Regions from separate parts of the Mus musculus genome. Here region 1 is linked to region 2. A link is a loop called in an ENCODE intact Hi-C map of the cell type or tissue named here. Cell type or tissue: left cerebral cortex. All regions are shown on one strand. Each heading gives the region's core, and the rest is flanking DNA. Links, peaks and the distances in the headings are about the cores only.

Evidence for each region. Hi-C counts contacts between places; a loop is a spot of excess contacts. Peaks named below come from ENCODE experiments on the same cell type or tissue, not always from the same donor. Only the 100,000 strongest peaks of a DNase experiment are listed, where the experiment ranks them.
Region 1: it touches region 2 in a loop (2.2-fold over the local background); 32 of 42 quality-filtered maps call a loop at or near these places.

The regions. Positions count from the first base shown.
Region 1 is chr15:73,489,936-73,499,828 of GRCm38, forward strand. It overlaps the pseudogene Gm19811. Among named protein-coding and RNA genes, the nearest start is that of Dennd3, 18 kb to the right of the region's middle. In left cerebral cortex, for the core only: CTCF peaks have their summits at 5,313 and 6,754 (motif pointing left); a DNase peak (open chromatin) is centred at 5,401; H3K27ac peaks cover 1,292 bases.
Region 2 is chr15:73,543,709-73,553,601 of GRCm38, forward strand. Dennd3 (DENN/MADD domain containing 3) reads left to right here. Exons shown (of 23, transcript NM_001081066.1): 11 at 650-753; 12 at 1,238-1,437; 13 at 3,413-3,934. Among named protein-coding and RNA genes, the nearest start is that of Dennd3, 36 kb to the left of the region's middle. In left cerebral cortex, for the core only: a CTCF peak has its summit at 4,615 (motif pointing left); DNase peaks (open chromatin) are centred at 4,576, 5,973, 8,462 and 8,587; H3K27ac peaks cover 1,758 bases.

The sequences.
Region 1 (9,893 bases), core at 916-8,915, 54 kb before region 2:
AGGCTGGAGGTCACTGCTCTTATGTCCTGAGGACCAGAGTGCTAAGTGTGCAGTATGGGAGGCAGATGCTGTAAAAAAGAGAAGTCTCATTCAGCTGTGCCATTTAGAGGCTGAACTGACAGTTGCCTTATCCTAGGCAAGGCTAGATCCCAGAAGGGGCTCAGAGTTCAAAAGGAGCAGGCCTTCTGTACACTTGCTGTGGGGTTAGACCTGAGCTGGATGGAGGCCCTCAGCCTGCTGCCAGTTCACAGGAACGCAAAGGACAGAAGCAGCATCAGATCTCAGGTTACATACAGATCTCAGACAGCAAGGCACACTGAGAGACCTCCAGTAAAAAGGCCGGTGGTTGAGCTGGGCACGGTAACACACGCCTTTATCCTATCACTCTGGAGACAGAGGCAGGTAGATCTCTGTGAGTTCAAGGCCAGCTTGGTTTACAGAGTGAGTTCCAGGACAGCCCAAGGTATATAGTGAGACCCTACAAGTAAGGAATGTTAGAGAGACCTAAATGCTTTAAGAGGACACCATTAAACTGCACTCTCTAGGATAATTGGGGGACAGAACTATGTAGCAAAACCTACAGTGAGAGGATTTCTGCAAAAGTTAGGGCAGTGGTTATCTCAGGGTGGCCAGAAGAGCACTGACAAGCTTCTGGGACATACGTTTAGGGATGGTATGGATTGTGGTTAAAGGGTGATTGCCTTATGATAATTTTCTCCCCCTCCCCTTCCCCTCCTTTCCTCCCCCTCCCCCTCCCCTCCCTTTCTCCTCCCCCTCCCTGCTCTCTCCTCCTCCACCTCTGGTGTGTTTAATTATTTTTGTTTCTTTTAGACTCAGGGCATTGCAATGGTAGTCCCGCCTAGCTAAAATATAGGTTGTCACAACTGGCCTCGAAGTGCCGGCGATTTGTACCTCTCTGCCTCTGGGGCATAGTTTTATTTTCCAGCACAAACCTGAACACCTGAATGACTTGAAAAATGGGGCTCTGTTCCCCTCATGTCACAGGGTTGTTGCTATACCTATTTCCAAGAATATCGGAGAACCCCGATGGGCACCAGAGGGGCAATTGCTGGATGGTGAGCTGGGTGCAGGAGCAGGTGGAATTATAGCAGGATCTGCAGAGAGGTGAGTCAGGGTTGACAACTGACCTGTAAGACTTAGTCATTCTCTGTCCTGGATGCTATGAGGTGGTTAGCACCATCTCTGGCCTCAGGCATAGAAGACTTAAATGGTTCCAGTAACTGTGAAATGGCCTGGGGAGAAACTTCTGACAGGGAGCCCCAGGTTCAGAGATGTGTGCACATGGGTAGGACACAAAGAGTCAGCCTCAGTCCCGGGAAGGTTCCCTTCTCTTCTTTAGGTTTTGAGCCCATGAGAAACCAGCCCAGCTGTGACTACCAAGTCTGCTTCTGGTCCAGCATCATTCTTGATCTTGGTCTTCCAGTGGGCCTGGCTGCAGTCTAAACCATCCTGAGAGGCCCCTGCCCCAGCCTCTATGCAGAGTCAGGACCCTGACCCTTTGGTGTTAGAATGTGTGCGCCATCCTCTGCAGATGAGGAGGGAAGTACCCTGCCCACACTCACTGTGCTGGAAGCTGCATCATCTTCCACCAACTATGTCCAACTAAGTCCCACCAGCTATGGGACTTGTAGACAGTAGCAGGGGAGTTAGTGTGAGCCTAGCAGGACCTCTTTTTCAGTGTGAGGAATCTGAGGCCCCAGGGACCTGACTGGTGACTGACAGAGCCTGAGCTGCATGTTCAGACTCCCCAGGGAGATGATACTATTATTATGCACCTACTATATCCTAAGAAACTTTGTTTTCTGAGGCTGGCCTTGTATGTTGGGCCACCATGCCTGGACAGATCTTCTCTTTAGGGTTTTTGAGTTCCCACAAATGGGATGCAGACAGGACAGAGAGGTGGGTGACCAGTCAGTCTGTGTTCAGGGATGCCCGGGACAGAGCACAGACCAGAGGGAGACGTTGGGGTATGTGTGGTGTTAGATACCAAGGACCTTGTTACCAACATCCATTATTATAGGAGGAGATAGGAGGATCCCATATGGTACAGACCAGGGGAACAGTGTGCCTTGGGGCCTTGTCTTCCTCTGCAGTCTGTAGTGCTGTCTCAGCATGAGAGGGACAGGGAAAAGCCAGGTTCCCAGTTCCACTTGGACTTGCCCAGGCTTTCCTTTGAAATTCAGGGTTCCCCTGTTTCTCAAAGCCTTTTGAGGGGGTCTCCTAAGACTATCTGCAGGGGCCCACAGCCCTGCCCTCATCACCTGCACCAAGGAAGGGCATGTAGAATGCTAGCATAGCAGAGAAGATCTCCAAGGAGCAAGGGAGGTATCCTTCCAACTGCAGCCAAGCTACTTCAGAGAAACCCTTTGAAAGGGCCTGCCAATCACACACATCTCCACCTCCTGCTTCCAGGGAGCCAGAGTTGGGTCAGCCTCATGTTCCCAGGGGAGGGGTGGCCACAGACTACAAAGCAAGGAAGCCGTGACCTCATCAGAGGTAAACTGAATGACACTTCCTCTTTTACAGGCTGGGCCACCTCCAGAAGTTTCTTAAAGCTATAGAAACACAACTGTGTCCTACCCAGCCTGAACAGGTGTTCAGGGCAGCTGTTCTGGGCACAGCTCACTTGTGAGGAGGAAAGAGCTCACAATGGTATAATGGTTTAGATCTGGAAGTGAAGGCAGGAGGATCAGGGGGGTCCATGTCTTTCTTGCCTATAAAGCAAGTTCAAGGCTAGTCTGGGCTTAATGAGATCCATCTCGAAAAACACCCAAACCAGGAGACATGATGGTGCTGGAGGTCCAGAAGGGGCTGACCTCAGCCCGACCCAGAGCCAGCCAATGTACAGGTGAGCATACAGTGTGACTGGAGTGACCGAGGGTTCCAATGACTCCTGACCCAAAAGCTCATTGATACAGTAGACACCCTGAGCTGTAGTCTGCTGAGGCATTGAATCTCTAGGAACAGACTTCCAGGTGAGAGGGGTTCTCACCTGGGGAAGTGAGTTTACATCAAAGAGAGGGCTGGTGGCATACATCCTGCTCCCTAGGAATCAGAGAGCCCGCTACAGACTCCTGCTGTGAAACCATTTCCCTGTCATCAGAAAGGTTTTAGCCCCAGACTTTTGCCATAGAAGCCCTGATTTCCTTTCTTCTGTGTCCCCTGCAGTGCTACCTGTCCCCATGTTGGGCCCTGAACTCCCCTTAGAGCTTCTGCCTCTCTGTTATCGCTTGGTCTGTCTGCCCATGGCATTAATAACTTTTCTAATAATAAACTGTTTTACTGTCCCTTTAGAACATTGAGACCTTTCTCTGTCTCTTTTGTCACATGCTTGGGTGGGAAGGACAATGTTCTTCAACAACATCAGGAAACATCCGCCCTGGTTTGGCTACTAAACAGTGCCGGATTTACAGCTTACTTTCTGGTGAAATAGACCATTGACATCCATCAGTGGGATGGGTAAGCATTCTCTACTTTCTACAGGGCATATGCTGCTCTGCACAGAATGTCTCATCTCCGGCACCTACCTGGGCAGATGATCTCCTTCAGAAACAGATAGCAGGCTGTCCCCTTGTGCTTTGGAATGGCTGGCTGTACATCAGAGTTCCTGTACCCTCCCCATCTCTCCCCATTTCTATTAATTTGCTAGTGCAGCCCTCTGCTTACCCTTGTCTGTTATTGTGAGGGAGATCGTGGGATGCAGATTAATGCAGATAAAAGATGTTCAGGGTAGGGCAGGTGGTAGAAGCTCCCTTGCAAAGCAGCCATCATGGGGGGTGGGGTGGGGAGTGGGGATTCCCAACCTTGTCCTTTTGGGGTTTATGATAAATTCATTACATGGATATGACCTATCACACTATTGGCAATTGATCAGCTCAACCTTCAGCCCTTCTCCGATATCCTGGGGTGGTGCATCTTGGGAAGAGGGTCACCCAGGGTCGTGGACAAGACACACATGGAGCAAGTTGCTAGAGAGGTCTCATGACAAAATCATGTAGGGACAGGCAGTAGGGGGAAAACTCAGTGGCAGAGCATAGACACTTCACTGGGTCTCAGTGTCTAGCTGGGGTGGGGGTGAGTGTCTTAGTTATGGTTTCAATCGCTTTGATGAGACACTATGACCAAAAAGCATGTTTGGGAGGAAAGGGTTTATTTGGCTTACACTTCCATATCACACTGTTCATCAGTGAAGGAAGTCAGAGCAGGAACTCAAACAGAACAGAAACTTGGAGGCCAAAGCTGACACAGAGACCATGGCAGGAATGTGCTGTTGACTGTCTTGTTGTTTCCCATGGCTTCCTCAGCTTCTTTCTTATTGAACTCAGGGTTGCCAGCCCAGGGATGGTACCACCCACAATGGGCTGGGCCCTCCACCATCCATCACTAACTAAGAAAATACCATCCAGGCCTGCCTGCACGCCAGTCCTATGGAGGCATTTTCTCAGCTGAGGCTCCCTTCTCTCAGGGGACATTAGCTTGTGACAGGTTGACACAAAACCATGCAGATCAGGAAGTCACAGGGCCTCTGGTGAGAGCAAACACAGGGGCTTGAGATCCACGCAGATCACTTCCCATTTTATGGAGTGGAATCAGTGGGACTGCCTGGGAAAGTCAGCAGTCTTCTAATGTTTCTTGTCCTCTTTGTGTAGTGACATCTACTGAGTGTGAACCAGGACTCCTGGAATACCATCGTTCAGATAGCACAAGCCAGAGAATTCTTTATAGCTGGCTCCTCCCACCAGTCTTGCCCATCCTCCTCCTCCACTTCAGGTAGAAAGAGCAAGGAGTGTTTCTAGGTTTCAGGGTGACTTTGGGATGAGGGACTCGAATTCCTCATGGGAAATGATAGGGCTTAGCAGCGAGGCATGGGCAGGAGAAAGATGGGCGAGAGGGCTCATCAAATGTCCCTCTCTCGGTGTCCTTTGGTTCGGAGTCCAAGAAAGCCCAAATGCTGTAGTGTGGATGTTTGAACCCCAACAAGGGTGAAAGTACACAAATGATTCTAAGCTCATCAAATGATTCGCCACCAACACGCCAGCATCCCTTCACAGTTGATGTGAGCAGAAGCCTACCTCTATATTCTGGAAATGCTGAAGAACCTATGTGGTCCCGTGTGGGCCACTTTCTCTTCCTCTGTGAGGCATTTTTTTTTTCCTGTTCAGAGTCATTGGATAGGACCTTAATCAACTCTTTCAAGTACAGTTCAGGCAGGAAGTTTCCATCGGAATGTTGACGCGGGAAGAGCAGGTGTTTAGATGTGAGAAATCAGAGCAAGCAGAAAGTGCCACTAGAGAAGGCCGCTAGGGAAACCAAGCAGAGGGTTCTCAATCTGTTCTTAAGTGGGCGAGTGACAACGACTTTCGGAGGAGTCTGGGGACTAAAAGTCTCTTGGAAGCATCAGGACCAAGATGCTTTTGGTCTATACACGAGCTTATTTTACATAAGCAGTTTGAAGAAAGATTTCATGGTGAGGAAGTGTGTGGAGGGGGTGGGGGCGATGGAATGACAGGCTGACTCAGCACTCCATTCGCATTTAAGAAGGACCTGGTGGCAGCTCAGCCAGTAAAGGTGCTCACTGCCTGGGGACAGCCTGAGCATGACACCTGCCTGGGGACAGCCTGAGCATGACAGACACCTGCCTGGGGACAGCCTGAGCATGACACCCAGGACCTACGTGGTAGGAGGAGAGAACCAGTTCCTGTAGGGTGTCTCTGACCTGGACATGTGCAGTGTGGCATGTGTTGGCATGAACTTGGGCACACACACTCACTCACACACACTACCATACACATACCACACACCTCACACATACACAGACACATACACCACATACAAGCTACACACACTACATACATGCCCACCACACACACTCAACACACACATCATATACACCATATACACACATACCTCACACACACCATATATACACATCACACACAAACTATACACACTACATACATGCACACCACACACATATCACACACCATATACACACACAACACACACACCATACACACACATCACACACAACACACACTATATACATGCACACCACACACACTCAACACACACATCACACACACTATATACACACATACCACACACACATCACACACACACCACACACACACACACAACACACACACCATGCACATACACCACACACAAACTACACACACTACATACATGCACACCACACACTCAACACATATACCACACACCATATACACACATACCACATACACATCACACACACCACACACAAACTACACACACATTACACACACCATATACACACTCACCACACATACACTACATACATGCACACTACACAGCACGCGCGCACACACAAACACACACATACACACACACACACACACATGTAATAATTAAAACTAAACTGAGCTGGGCAGTGGTGGTGCACACCTTTAATCTCAGCACTTGGGAGGCAGAGGCAGGCAGAATTCTGAGTTTGAGGCCAGCCTGGTCTACAGAGCAAGTTCTAGGACAGCCAGAGCTATACAGAGAAACCCTGTCTCAAGAAAACCAAAATAAATAAATAAATGAATAAATAAATAAAACAAACTAAACTGAACCAAACCTGGGGCCTGCACAGACGACCCAGCAGGTAATATCATCTGTGGCTCAGAAGACAAAAGCCGTTTCCAGCTGTTGCAACTCTAGTTCCAAGAGATCTGATGCCCTCTTCTGGCCTCTGGTGGCAACAGGCACGCATGTGGTACACATACACATACATTCCGGCAAAACACTCATATGTACCAAAATTTAAAAATCTTTTAAACAAATTAAAGCAAAGCTCCTAACGGTGACAGGCTCAAAAATGATTGTAAGGAGAAAAAAATCCATAGTAAATACAAGACTGCACAGGCCTTCTCTGTAAATCCTCCCCATCGATGGTTATTAAGATGAAACCACTGCTAATTGCACAGAAGAGAAGCTACCTGCCCAAATCAGCGAGGGTCTGAAGAACTCACTGCATTAGAAACAAATGTTCAAAAACCACAACAAGGAACTGTTCCTGATTCCCAGTGACAAGGCCGAGACAGACGAGTCTGTACGTTTACTTCAAGCTTTTAAAGAGCTTGTGGGCCACACAGTGGCCCTGTGCATGCAGGAAGTCGAAGAGCTACTCTGTGTAACCCTCTCCTGTCTGTGACCCGGAAGACATGCTCTTATCACACAACTCTAGTCGTTCCCGGGGCCTTTACACACTTTTCCAGCTGTTCACAGAGTTCTCTCACTAACTCTCCCCCCTCTTCTTTCTCTTTGGGGGGGGTCTCCGGATCCAGGGAGCATCTTTCGTTCGTCCTCTAGGCCCATGTCGGGAGCCTGTTTGGGATTCAACAAGAGCAACCCCCACTGATATTTGACGAGGTAGACCGAAATGGGGGGGTATGACTTGAGACACTCCTGGGATCCAGCACTGTGTAGGAACTTTTCATGAGGCTCAGTGTCTGCGCTTGGGGACACTTTTGGCCTGGAGAAGCGCAGTAGTGTTTGTAGGTCACCAGCCAGGTTCTGGTTCCTTGTCAGTTACTGCAGACCACATATCGTCAAGAAAGGAAAACTATCTCAGGAAGCTCAGGGAGCCATGGACACACTCCAGGCAAGCATGGGGGAGCTCCCGAGACCTGAGTGTGATTCTGCATCCCCTTGACCATGAAGTGTGGCCCAGACAGGGGTCTGGTGTGACTCCACAGCTTATATAAACAGGTAGATGCTCAACGGACATGAGGCAAATAGGTGGATTTGTCTCTAAGATGCTCGTGCCATGAAACTCACGGGAAAGGGAGTAGTTTCCAAAAGAAAGGAGGAGTTAAGGAGCCATTAAAACAAGCAGAATAGAATGAGTTAGCAGTAATCTTAATTATCCATTTTATTTTACCTCGGAACACCAAGTAGAAGATCACATCAGTTTGTGATCGGTGAACAATGAGTCCCAAGATAGCCAGCCTTCCCATCCTAAGACAAGTCTGTAAAATCCTGAAGCCAGTGCTCACAGACAGGCTGAGGATTATAAGTTGGGTAGGGACAGAAGCACTATAGGGCTGTGGGTGCCTGAGCGACATATCCATTCCTTCACCTGCACCCAGTGGTGGTTTGATTGGGCCTTACCCTGGACCAATCCCAGCCCTTTGGCTCCCTTTCCAAACTCCTGTCAATCTGCCTTGTGGAGCCTGTCCTGGCAGCTGCTCAATAAATAAACTGCTCTCACTGAAACTCACACTACAAAAATATGGCAATGACACATTCGTTCGTTCGTTCATTCATTCATTCATTCATTCATTCAACAATGCCTTTGAGGACAAACTGTGTGCTGGGCAGAGCACTCGGCAGCTACCCCCCCCAGGGAGAAGTTACAAATCAGGGCATCCACAGGGTCCAGCTCCCCTAGTGGCTCTGGTGAAGGACGCTGTCAATGGTCTGTCCAGTCCTCTCAGCCCAGCTTGTGGCTTAGCTCTCACTCTGTAAACCCAGCCCTATCTTCTGCCTTACTGGGCTCGCTCTCCCTGTATCTTTACAAGTTTCATTCTTTTATGAGTCTCTGGACTCAGTTGCTCTGCCTCCCGCCCCCTGCAATACAGGGTGAACTCATCTCAGCCAACCACATCAGCGGTTCTCAACCTGTGGGTAGAGACCTCTTTGGGTTGAATGACTGACCCTTGCACAGGAATCGACTATCAGATGTTTACATTATAATTCATAACAATTGCAAAGTTACAGTTATGAAGTAGCAGCAAAAATAATTTTCCATCAGCACAACATGAGGAACTGTATTAAAGGGTTGCCGCATTAGGAAGGCTGAGAACCGCTGTTCTGTGAGTACTATTCACATCCCTCAGGCTCTAGCGGATTCTCCCAGCACTTCAGCTGTCTCCGAGCCATCGCGTAAATACTCCTTCTCCATTCAGCTCTTACCTGCTCAGTCTTGTCTTGGTGATTATTCCCCTTCGGTCCAGCTAACACACAGAGACCTGAAGTTGTCAGGCCTGAAAGAGTCAGGCTTAGAATTGGACTGGGGACAGAAAGACCCACATAGATGGTCCGTGACCCACTGAGGCATGCTGGCTAAGGGACTAGGACAGGGACAGATGCTGAATTTGGTTGGGTTGACCCAGTTGTCTTGTTTGGTCAGTTGAGGGTGGAGAATTATTGTAACTGAATTGTTGTTTCTGGGGGTGTTGGGAAGAGAACATGCTTGTAAGAAGGGGGCAGGACTGAGTTTGGTATGCTGAGCCACGGTGGAATAGGGTGTTCGAGGAGATGCCTGGTACCTCGGTAATCACTTTGGGAGGTTTATCTGATGGCTGACATGCATGCCATCCTCACTCTGCGCCAGAGCAGAGATGTGTCCCCCTGACTTTATGCTGGGCTGAGGGAGGTGTGATGTTGAGACCAGTGGCCAGGGAGGGAGAGGATAGGGGAGGGAGAAGGCTGTGGGTGTTGGCTGCTCCTGCAGGACTAGAACACAGATCCACGACTCCAAAGACGTCCTGGTGAGGGTGAACTAGTAAAGAGGCTACCACAGGGAGCAGTGAGACCCTCACAATGCTCCACCATGCTAGGAAGAGCACCCAGCCCATGTCAGTAGCCCCAGAGAATGTGGTACAAGACGCCGTTCCTCCAGGTCTCATTCCCCAGAGAAGGTTGCACATACTCCTCAAACAGCACAGCTAAACTCTCTGGGGCAGAGCTGGGTTTCAGGTAGTCAGAGCCAAACTACTCTGGTGAGTTTTAAAGAAACCCATCTTGGGTCCTGGAGAGATGACTCAGCAGTTAACAGCGCTGACTGCTCTTTCAGAGGAACTGGGATGGAGTTCCAGCATCTATCCAGCCTCTCACAACTGACT
Region 2 (9,893 bases), core at 1,039-9,038:
TTACCTCCTCTTCCTGCCTTTGTTGGGAGGAACCTGTAGTCCGAGAGCTTGCTTGCCGGTGGACAAATGCTTACCTACAGAACCGGGTGGAAACAACTACAGCTGCGGTGCTAGGGGGGTCCCCTGTAGAGTCAGGATCCTGGGGCTGTGTGGTTCCTGAGGCAGCCTGTCAAAGCAGACAGAGCTAGTCTGGGCGCTGTAGAGTGTGCAGAGGTCCCTGGGATGCGGGGCACATATAGCACAAGCACAGCTGGCCTAGTGGCCAGGCGACCTGGGCTTTTTTAGCTTTCGTGATTTTTTAGGTGCAGGTTAGGAATCTCTGTGTCCATACGAACCAATTGCAAGCCTAGAGAGATGATGGCTCAATGGCTAAGATTGTATTCAGTTTCTAGCACCTACCCTGAGCCCATAATCTCAGATATCGGGGGATCTGACTCCCCTGGCCCCTGTAGGCACCTGCATATATTCACAGACACATTACTAAAAATAATAAAAATAAAAATGCATCCATTGTGAAGTTTCCTGTTTGCACAGACTCCTGCCCAGTGGAGCCGGTGGGGGAGAGGCCATGCCTCAGTGGGGCTGCTGTTGGCTTTGGATGGAGGCCGGAGGACCATGAGCGCAGCATGACAGCCTTTCTCACATGCAGGTTTTGGACACCTACATGTTCCACTCCTTTCTGAAGGCGCGGCTCAACGGCAGGATGGACGCCTTTGCTCGGATGGACCTCGACACTCAGTCTGAGGAGGACAGGTGCCTAGCTCTGTTCGAGGTCCTCTTTGGGGGACTGAGGGTTCATACGTCCATTTCATTTGGACATACAGATGATCAGTTCAGTGGGCTATTGAGCAGTTCGCCAGGAACCTCCAAAGGTGCATCCTCTGTGTGTCCCCATTGCGTGCAGGCAGGCTCTGTGTGCCTGGCGGAGCATCCTGCCACACCCTGATCTCTGTCCGTCTTCATTTCCTTCCCATGTTCCCCATTCACAGGCCTATTTTTTTTCCCCTGTGTTTTCCTGATATCTCGTGTGCATCACCCACGACCGTGCCCTGTCCATCTCTGGGACTGTGGGCTGAGAACCTCTGTCCTTTCCCCTTGAGCTACTTGAGGCTGGACTTAGTGACAGGTTCTTACCCGTGCATGCCTCTCACCCTGCTCATTGCTCTGGGTGCGATAGGGAGTAGAGGCTCACACTTACATCTTCGTGCCCATGAAGTGAACTCTTGCTTTTCCCTAGGATAGACAGGATGCTGATAAGTCCAAGGAGACCTACTGTGGAGAAGATGGCCTCCAGGAAGGCCTCACCCCTGCACATCACCCACAGACGCATGGTGGTCAGCATGCCCAACCTGCAGGACATCTCCCTGCCCGAGCTGCCTCCCAGGAACTCATCGCTTCGGATAATGGACACCTCAAACTGCAGAAGCAGCAGTCCAGGTGAGGTGCTACCCTCCTGCGTCTATTCCCCCAGTGTTGCAGCTTAGAGATCATAGCCTGCTTCTGAGGGAGGGAATGTTCTTAAGAATATAAACTATTTTGGCCAGGCATGGTGGTAAATGCCTGTTATCTTAGCAGCTCAGGGGTCTGGTGCAGCATTGGTGCTTGTGAGTTCGGGACCAGTCTGGGTTTCAAGCTACCCTGTGTGAATGTGGTCATAGTGAGGCTGAGTTCGTGCCTCCATAAAAACAGGGGAAAAAAATCCAAAAAACTGGTTTTTAAAAACTATTTTGTGTCTCTGCCCCCACCACTGTGTGTGTGATAGATAAAATACATGTCTGTATTTACAGATGTGTGATGGGATGCCCCTGGTCGGTACCAGTCCCTTCCTAAAGGTTGCTGTTAGATAGTTACAAGCTATTATTGTATTTCTGCAAAACCTTCTCAAGGCTCTTCCTGGTCTGTGTGACATCATAGGCGTCTACGGTGTGTCCCACAGAGTCCTTACTGGGTACGGAAGATTGTTGGGTGCCATGCATGGCCTTGCAGCTGCTGGTCTTAGCTCGGGCTGTCTGTCTGAAAAGACAGTATGGAAATGAAAAAGTCTCAAAGCTCAGAGCAGTAGGAGGAGGTGTGAGCCCCTTGGTAGCCACTTCCTGGGTGTCTGACCTCAGACAGACCAGTTCCTTTTCTGGGCTTGGCAGGTGTGTGCACACTCACTCTGGGACACAGTCTGCCTGCCTTTTCTGTGTTCATCTGAGCTCCCTGACCATTGTGGGCTCCACCTTCCTCCAGCCTCCATAGCCAAAGGACCACCTCTCGCATGGGTGTGGATGCAGTGGCTACCTCTGGTCCCCTGTTCCAAGGAAGCTTTTAGGAGGAGAGGGACTTCAACTCTTGGTCAGTGTTTAGTCCCCAGGGGGCTTCAGAATGCCTGTGGCACTTAGCTCCGGTCTCTTTAGTCCTGACCTTTCGAATCTTTGCAGTGGGAGTACTGGGCTACCACTGCCCAGGCCACTGTTAAGGTGACAAATGCTTCTAAAGGCTAGGCCCTACTTAGCAGGCATATCTTGGCTTTGGTTATCAGCTTAATCTTCAAGGGCCCAGTCCTAGCATTTTTACTTAATATTCATAGTTTTAAAAACATAATTGTCCCATGGAGAATAGTTACTGCCTCTCTGGGAACAAATGGACTCTTCTTTACCTCTGGGGTATTGGGAATGCCCTGGAAGGGGCATGTAGGTGTTGCGGGAAATAATAATAACAAAAAATGAGCTGGCATGCACCAGCAACTCTCTTACTGGTGGGCTGGCCGGCCCTGCAGTAGCAGGCAATGGTCGACTTGTTTTTATCTCAAGAAGACTCTCTGGCCTGGAGCTCCTGGAACATCTCCACCCAGCTTGCTAAGTTCCTCCTGGTGGGTTGCTACCACACTAACCCCAGGCTTCAAATCCCCCATGACCTTTGTGGTACACATCAAGCAAACCCACGTTTTGCCATCATACCTTTCTCTCTTGAACCCAGACGAGCCACCTCCGTGAAGAAAGACACAACACAAACTTAGTTCTGAAACAACAGTAACTCAATCACTAGGCACAACAACTAAAATCCTAACTTGGAAGCCTTATTAAATCTAAATCCTCCAGGGGCAAATCCTGACAGATCCACCATTGGAACCCAGAGACACTCGTAATTACATCTTGTCCTCATGTTGTGCCCACCAAAAACACCTAACTCTCTCCTGTTTCCTCTCTTCCTCTGTCTAACTCGGAAGTCCTTACTCGCCCAGTGATTGGCTCCTTTATTCCTTAGGGAATTGGTTCACAAGAGCAGCACCAGGCCCATCCACAACACATGGGTTCTTGTCCAAGACACACAAAGCTGCCCTCAACAGTGTTATGGGTGCCTCTGCCTTTTCCAGGACCATGCTAATTACATGCATTTTCCCTTGTTTGTTTGTTTGTTTGTTTTTTAGTTCTCAAAGTGACCCCTAAGTCAACATATATGTTCAAGATCCCTGATATCCACTTCCCACTGGAGAGCCAGTGTGTTCAGGCATACTATACAGACTTCGTCACTCTCCTGAGCAAGGCCATGGCGCTGTTGGGTCCTGGCGACTCTCTGCTCCTAGCCAGGTACTTCTACCTGCGTGGTCTTCTCCATCTGATGCAGGGACAACTGCTGAGTGCCCTCTTGGATTTCCAGAACCTGTATAAGACCGACATAGGGATCTTCCCGGCTGATCTGGTCAAGAGAACGGTGGAATCCATGTCGGCCTCTGAGCGGGCCCAGGCCGAGCGGACGCCTGAGCTCAGGCGGCTCATCACAGAGGTCTTTGATAAGCACGGCGAGGCCCCCAAGGCAGATGACGCCGTGAAGAACTTCGAACTGCCCAAGAAGCACATGCAACTCAATGACTTTGTGAAGCGAGTCCAGGAGTCGGGGATCGTGAAGGACGCCGTCATTATCCACCGTCTGTTTGATGCACTGACCTTCGGTAAGAGCGCCCCACAGCATCCCTGGGTACCAGTGTCCCCCAGGTCTGCAGGTCAATAGCTGTAATTCAACCTCCTAAAGATTCAAGGTATAAAAACGAGCTGTGTCCTCACTGAACATGGACACTGAACATGGACAGGCTTTGTTTTTTTCCTTGTCACTGTTCCCTAAGGCATGGCTGCTTAAATTCGTACTCATAACCGTTTTCACCCAAGAGATTCCCATGAGACCTAGGTAAATCAGAGGAAGTGCAAATAAGTGCAAAGCAAACACTGACTGATAATAAATCACAAGGACGTGTATTTCTAACTATGTTGTATACAATATGATATTAACATTGGTTGAAGAGAGAAGCAGGACTGGGATATAGTGCCTGTCTAGTATGCTTGAAGCCCTGGGTCCAACTCCAGCACCTACAATAAACTAGGCATGGTGGCTTACAACTATAATCCTAGCATGAGAGAGGAGAGATGGGAGCGTCAGAGGGTCAAGAATACTTGGTTACATAACAGGTTTGAGAACAGCCTGGGCTGTGTGAAGCTGTCTTAAAAATTTGTATTTTAGGGGGCTGGAGAGGTGGCTCAGCAGTTAAGAGCACTGACTGTTCTTCCAGAGGTCCTGAGCCATCATGTGGTGGCTCACAACCATCTATAAAGGGATCTGATGCCTCCTTCTGGCCTGTGGGTGCATATGCAGCAGAGCATTCATATATAAAATAAAGAAAATAGAAAAAAATCTATTTAAAAAAAAACAGATGAAAGCAAATATCCCACATAAGGAGATGAATGTACTTATTTATTTTCACAAAGAAAGTTAAATATTTTATTTCTATTTATTCTTAATTTATGTGCATTGGTGTTCTGCCTGCATGTATGTTTGTGTGAGGGTACTGAATCCCCTGGAATTGGAGTTACAGATATTTATGAGCTGCCATGTGGTTGCTCATGTTGGAATTGAACCTGGGACCTCTGGAAGAGCAGCCAGTGCTCTTAATTGCTGAGCCATCTCTTCAGTTCCCCCAACACCCCCAACCTCTGTTTTTGATACAGAGTCTTGCTGTATACTTCTAGCTGTCCTGGAACTGACCAGGCTGACCAAGTTGCCCTCAAACTCACAGAGATCAGCCTGCTGCCGCCTCTTAAGTCGTGGGATTAAAGGCATTCACACTCATACCTGGCCAAAAGTTAAACAGGTGGACATTGTGCCTCATGTCTGCAATCTTGGCACCTGGAAGTTGGAGGTAGGAAGAACTGTTGAGTTCAAGGCCAGGCTAGACTACATAGTGGGTTTAAAGTCTGTCTGGGCTACAGAGTGAGATTGTCTTAAAAGAAAAAAAAATCTTGTAAAATCTTGACCAAATATTTGATTCTGCAGGGCATAGCCCATCTTCAGGGTTTTTCAAAGTTGCTATTTATTTTGATTTTGTAATTATCAATGCTTAGAATCCCACTTTACATTAATACTTCGTAAAAATGGTAGCTGTCTGAATGGTTAGTTTCAGAAATTATCTGAAATTCCATCCTAATTCCAAGCCAAAATTCCCTTAATGGTTTTCTTTAAATCAGCAACTCAAATTTAAGTCAGCGACTCAAGCTTAAAAAGCAATTTTGAGGTAAAATATTCTAAGACAGTGCAATGCAAAGATATACTAATTTGCTATTTACGTGCTGAGTAACGACAGTAAGAAGATATTAAAAGTCTCTTTTTTTTTCCCCTGTAATGAAACCAGTATGTGTCTGTAAGAGCAGAAAACTTCATATGTTAAAGACACTTATCACTCACAACACCCACTAGCTTCAAGTCCAAGTCAGCGTCTTAGGCAGCTTTTGCTGGTGTTTATATGGCTGGATGGTATGCGCAGCCAAAGTGCACACACGTTCAGAGTGAGGTTGCATGATGCAGATGGCTGACTTACACGTGAGGCTAGCTGCCTCTGCAGAGGCATCTCACCCGGTGCTTACCCGGTGACTACACAGCCATGGCTCAGCTAAAGCACTCACGCATGCCCAGAAGCACAGAAGCAGCGTGCCAGGTGCCAGGAGAACCCACCTGACTAAGAAGGCTTTCCCGTCACCACGAGGCCCTTGTTTCTTGGGTTTGGCTTTGCTCTGTGTCCCCAGTGAAGCACTGCCCCCAACCCAGGCTCTGCTTTCTGTTCTGCTTAAAACCTCTGATGACAGATGTCCCCCTCCACACACACAGCACGCAGCAATGTTGTACACTCACGGATTGTGTCCTGCCATCTGTGGAAGTTTGCGATCCTAATTTATTTCTCACTGAACCATGTTACCTGCACTGACACACACATCTGTTCTGTCTGCTGGCCATGGGGAGGAAGCCCAGCTCGTCTATTGTCTTTTAACTGGGAAGGTCCTGACACCTGTCCCTAGGGTCTGTGTAAGCTGGTTCCTCAGCTTAGAGCCAGGAGCTTGGTTGAGCTGAGTGCCAGCACCCTGACCGAGTGCCCCCCACTGCCTGACAGTGCCTGCCTCACTGCCCCAGTGGTCTGCCTGTCCCATGTGAGCTAACACCGCCTGGCTTGTGTCCTCACTCATCTGATCCCATGCGAGCACTTGAATTTTGCATTCACCGGACTCTGCTGGCCACCCAGGTTCAGTCAGCCTGTCCGTTAAGTTCACCATCTGCAGATAGAAAATATCTGGAGAATGAATGTGCTTTCTACTGAGCATGTGCGATGTTTTTCTGGTCATCATTCCCCAAGCTGTAAACTTGAACTTCCATGATGTTGGGCACACGACCCTGAAAGGGCTTAGAGCCCACAGGAGGGGGTGTGCAGTTTCCTGTTAACACCACGTCACTTATAGGAGAGACTTGATATCTGCATTTCCGGAGGAATAACTGTTTTGGGAGAGACAGAGATGATGGGCCACCTGTCACTAGCCAGGTGCAGTAGAACGCATACTTCTCAGGCCTCTGTGGGATAGCCTGCACTGCCTGGGGTCAGGGGGTGTGGACAGCTATGCGTGTGCTACTATGTGAAGGGAGACAAGGCATTCACAGAAAGACCCTGAGGGGCCTACGGGCACACTTTTCCTCTTCCCAATGTGTGACCTCATAAGGATGTGAAGACTCTAAGGGTCCCCTGTCCTCCAGGGGCCCTCTGTGCAATGGCCTGAAAGGAGTGACTCAGACTCATATGGTTATCATTCTCTCATGGCACCAGGCTGAGCATGTCTGGTGGTCCCTCTGCTCGTCCTCAGCGCTGGTATGGCCTGGTCACCTAATTACTCAATGGCTGGTGGACCCTGGTGTAGGAAGAAAACCTGCCTTTCAGTGCCTTTCTTCCTCCTCTGTATGTGGTGGCATTTGACATCACCCCCTAGGTGCCTGGGAACCTGGGAAGTGAGTTGCACCTGGGCATCTTTTGTTCTGTAGTTGTGGACCTGGCCGATGAGCTGTCAGTGGCCTTCAGTTATGTGGTTCCTTAAGTGGAGAAGGGGCAGGACCCCACTGTCACTGCTATGCGTGTTTTAGTTAAGTGGAGTGGCCACACTGAAAGTAGAACTTGGCAAAGCTGAGTGTTCCCATCTGTCTTAATTAGGGTTTTACTGCTGTGAGCAGACACCATGACCAAGGCAACTCTTATAAGGACAACATTTAATTGGGGCTGGCTTACAGGTCCAGAGGTTCAGACTATTATCATAAGGTGGGAGCAGAAGACTGACTTCCGGGCAGCTAGGGTAATGTCTTAAAGCCCACACCCACAGTTGACATACCTACTCTCACAAGGCCACACATCCTAAAACTGCCACTCCCTGGGCCAAGCATATTCAAACCACCACCCCATCTTAGAGTGAACTCGGTGAGATCCAAGTGTACACATGAGGACTGGGGCATAGCTCAGCAGAGAGCTTCGAGACTGGTAGAGGCTAGGCCCAGCCAGTTTCAAAGACCATTGGAATGGTTAACTAAGAAGTATAGATTATATCATTTTGTCTCTGGACATGTGCTTTTGATTTTTCATTACATGTCTGGGGCTACAAGTTCAGTCACAATTAAAAAGTACAAATAGGACAGATTTCATTTTCATTATCGGCCTATAACTTCAAAGAATCTAAAGAATGCCTCCACCAAAGCAAACACGTTTATATAAGACAGTCTGCTTTTAGGCTGGCAGCGTTTGCAGTTTTAAAGCACTCTAGACAAACAAAATATCTGAACTGGTCGTTTTATGAATAGCAAATACTAATACTCCCCTTACTCTCTCATTTCATCTATGCTATAACATAGGAAAAGTTATTTTAATCTATTTACTAAATTCTATTCCCCCAGGGCTGTACCCTCTATGACTCCTGTCTTTAAACCACATTTTCAGAGAGCTCTAAGCATACAGTAAACAGAGGCCTTGAATCTGTAACCAATCCTGGCTAGTGGGAGTTTGTCAACTGTTTCTGAGTTTACCCTGTTCCAATTATACTGTCTGAATATGTTTAGGGGCAGACACCCCAAGAAGATTCCAGGAATAATGGCCTCATTTAGTGTTTATTGTGATCTCTAGGGCGTAAGGAAGGCTCCCAAATAGGAACAGATGCTTTTCTATCCCTAAAAGCAGAAGGGACAGTAAATTTAGGACGTTCCTAAAAAGAGTCAGACATAATTTTCTCGGGAAAAGACACAAAATGAATCATAACACAGAAAGTCCCCACGTGTACAACACTCAGAGACCAAAACCTAAAAGTGAGAGACAGACAGACAGACAGTGGTCACAGCATTCGGCTCAGCTTTGCTGGAACCGTGTCATACAGCTGTGCTGGCTTCACGACTTTTGCCATCTCCAAGAGACATGGCTGTGCCACAAGACCCTGGGTTCAATATCCAGTGCCCCAGTCCCATCCAAAAGAATATAATTTTAGTATTTAGAATGCTCATACACGTTTGTTCATGTGAAGCCCGGTGCTGATGAGAATACACATTCTGCACTGCAGCTTCACAAGGACTGGCTGTTCACTCCCTGTGCCACCTTCAGTGTCTGTAGCTGGCTCTCATGGGGATGCTGCCTGGAGGCTGCTGGGATGAGCCGGGGCTGGGCTGTGGAGGGAGGTGGGTGACAAAGTGGAGATCCACAGGAGTGGGCATCCTGTCCGTGGGTGTGGCCATCATGCACCTGCAGACTATTGCGGGTTGTCAGACAAACTGAGCATGCGTGTGACCATGTGCGGACATAGTGGCTGTGGGCATGCGCAGGGCTGGGGAAGCACGTGGGAGTGTTGTGGCATCCATGGCTAGCTGGCGTGCTGGTTGCAGGTGGGAGAGGGCTGCCTTCCATCTAATGGGCTGTCCCTAGTCTTGTTGCTCCCATTGTGCATGTCCAGAGCACAGGAGCCCCTCACTTCCAAGGACAGGAAGGCCACTTGTCTATAAGAGGACATTTTGGGTGGTGGGTGCAAAGGCCTTACTGTGTGCAGCCCCGTTGACTGCTGTGGTGTGGGTGCTCAGAGGGTCTGTCCTCAGGGACGCACATGAAGGGTCCCTGGCTCTTTCACTCTCTCGGGCACTGGCGTGGTCTCGCCTTCCCTGTTCTGTTTTATGGTCTCTTCCTGCACCACATATAACTGAAAGACCTCTCATGTGATGTCTGATGGGCGTAATGTGTGCTTATGGTTCGTTTGAGCTCTGTTAGTCTGCACCCCGGGACCCCAGTAGGCTGTTTGTAAGGTAGCAGAGGAGGTCTCCAGCTGGGGATGCCTATCGAGCTGTCAATCACCTCAATGGACTCCTTGTTTAGTGTAAAAGGATGCAGAGGCTTGTCCCATGCACGGGGTCACCCCATTCCCTGTTATTTGTCTTCCTTAGTCGCTTGTGTTAAACATTATACAGGTGAGTGCTGTATCCCTGCCCCAGGTGAAATTTACTTTCTCATTGGATGGATCCAGTGACTTCAAAGCTTACATGGGGCTTGGGGTGTAGCTTAGTGGAAGAATATTTGCCTAGCATGGGCA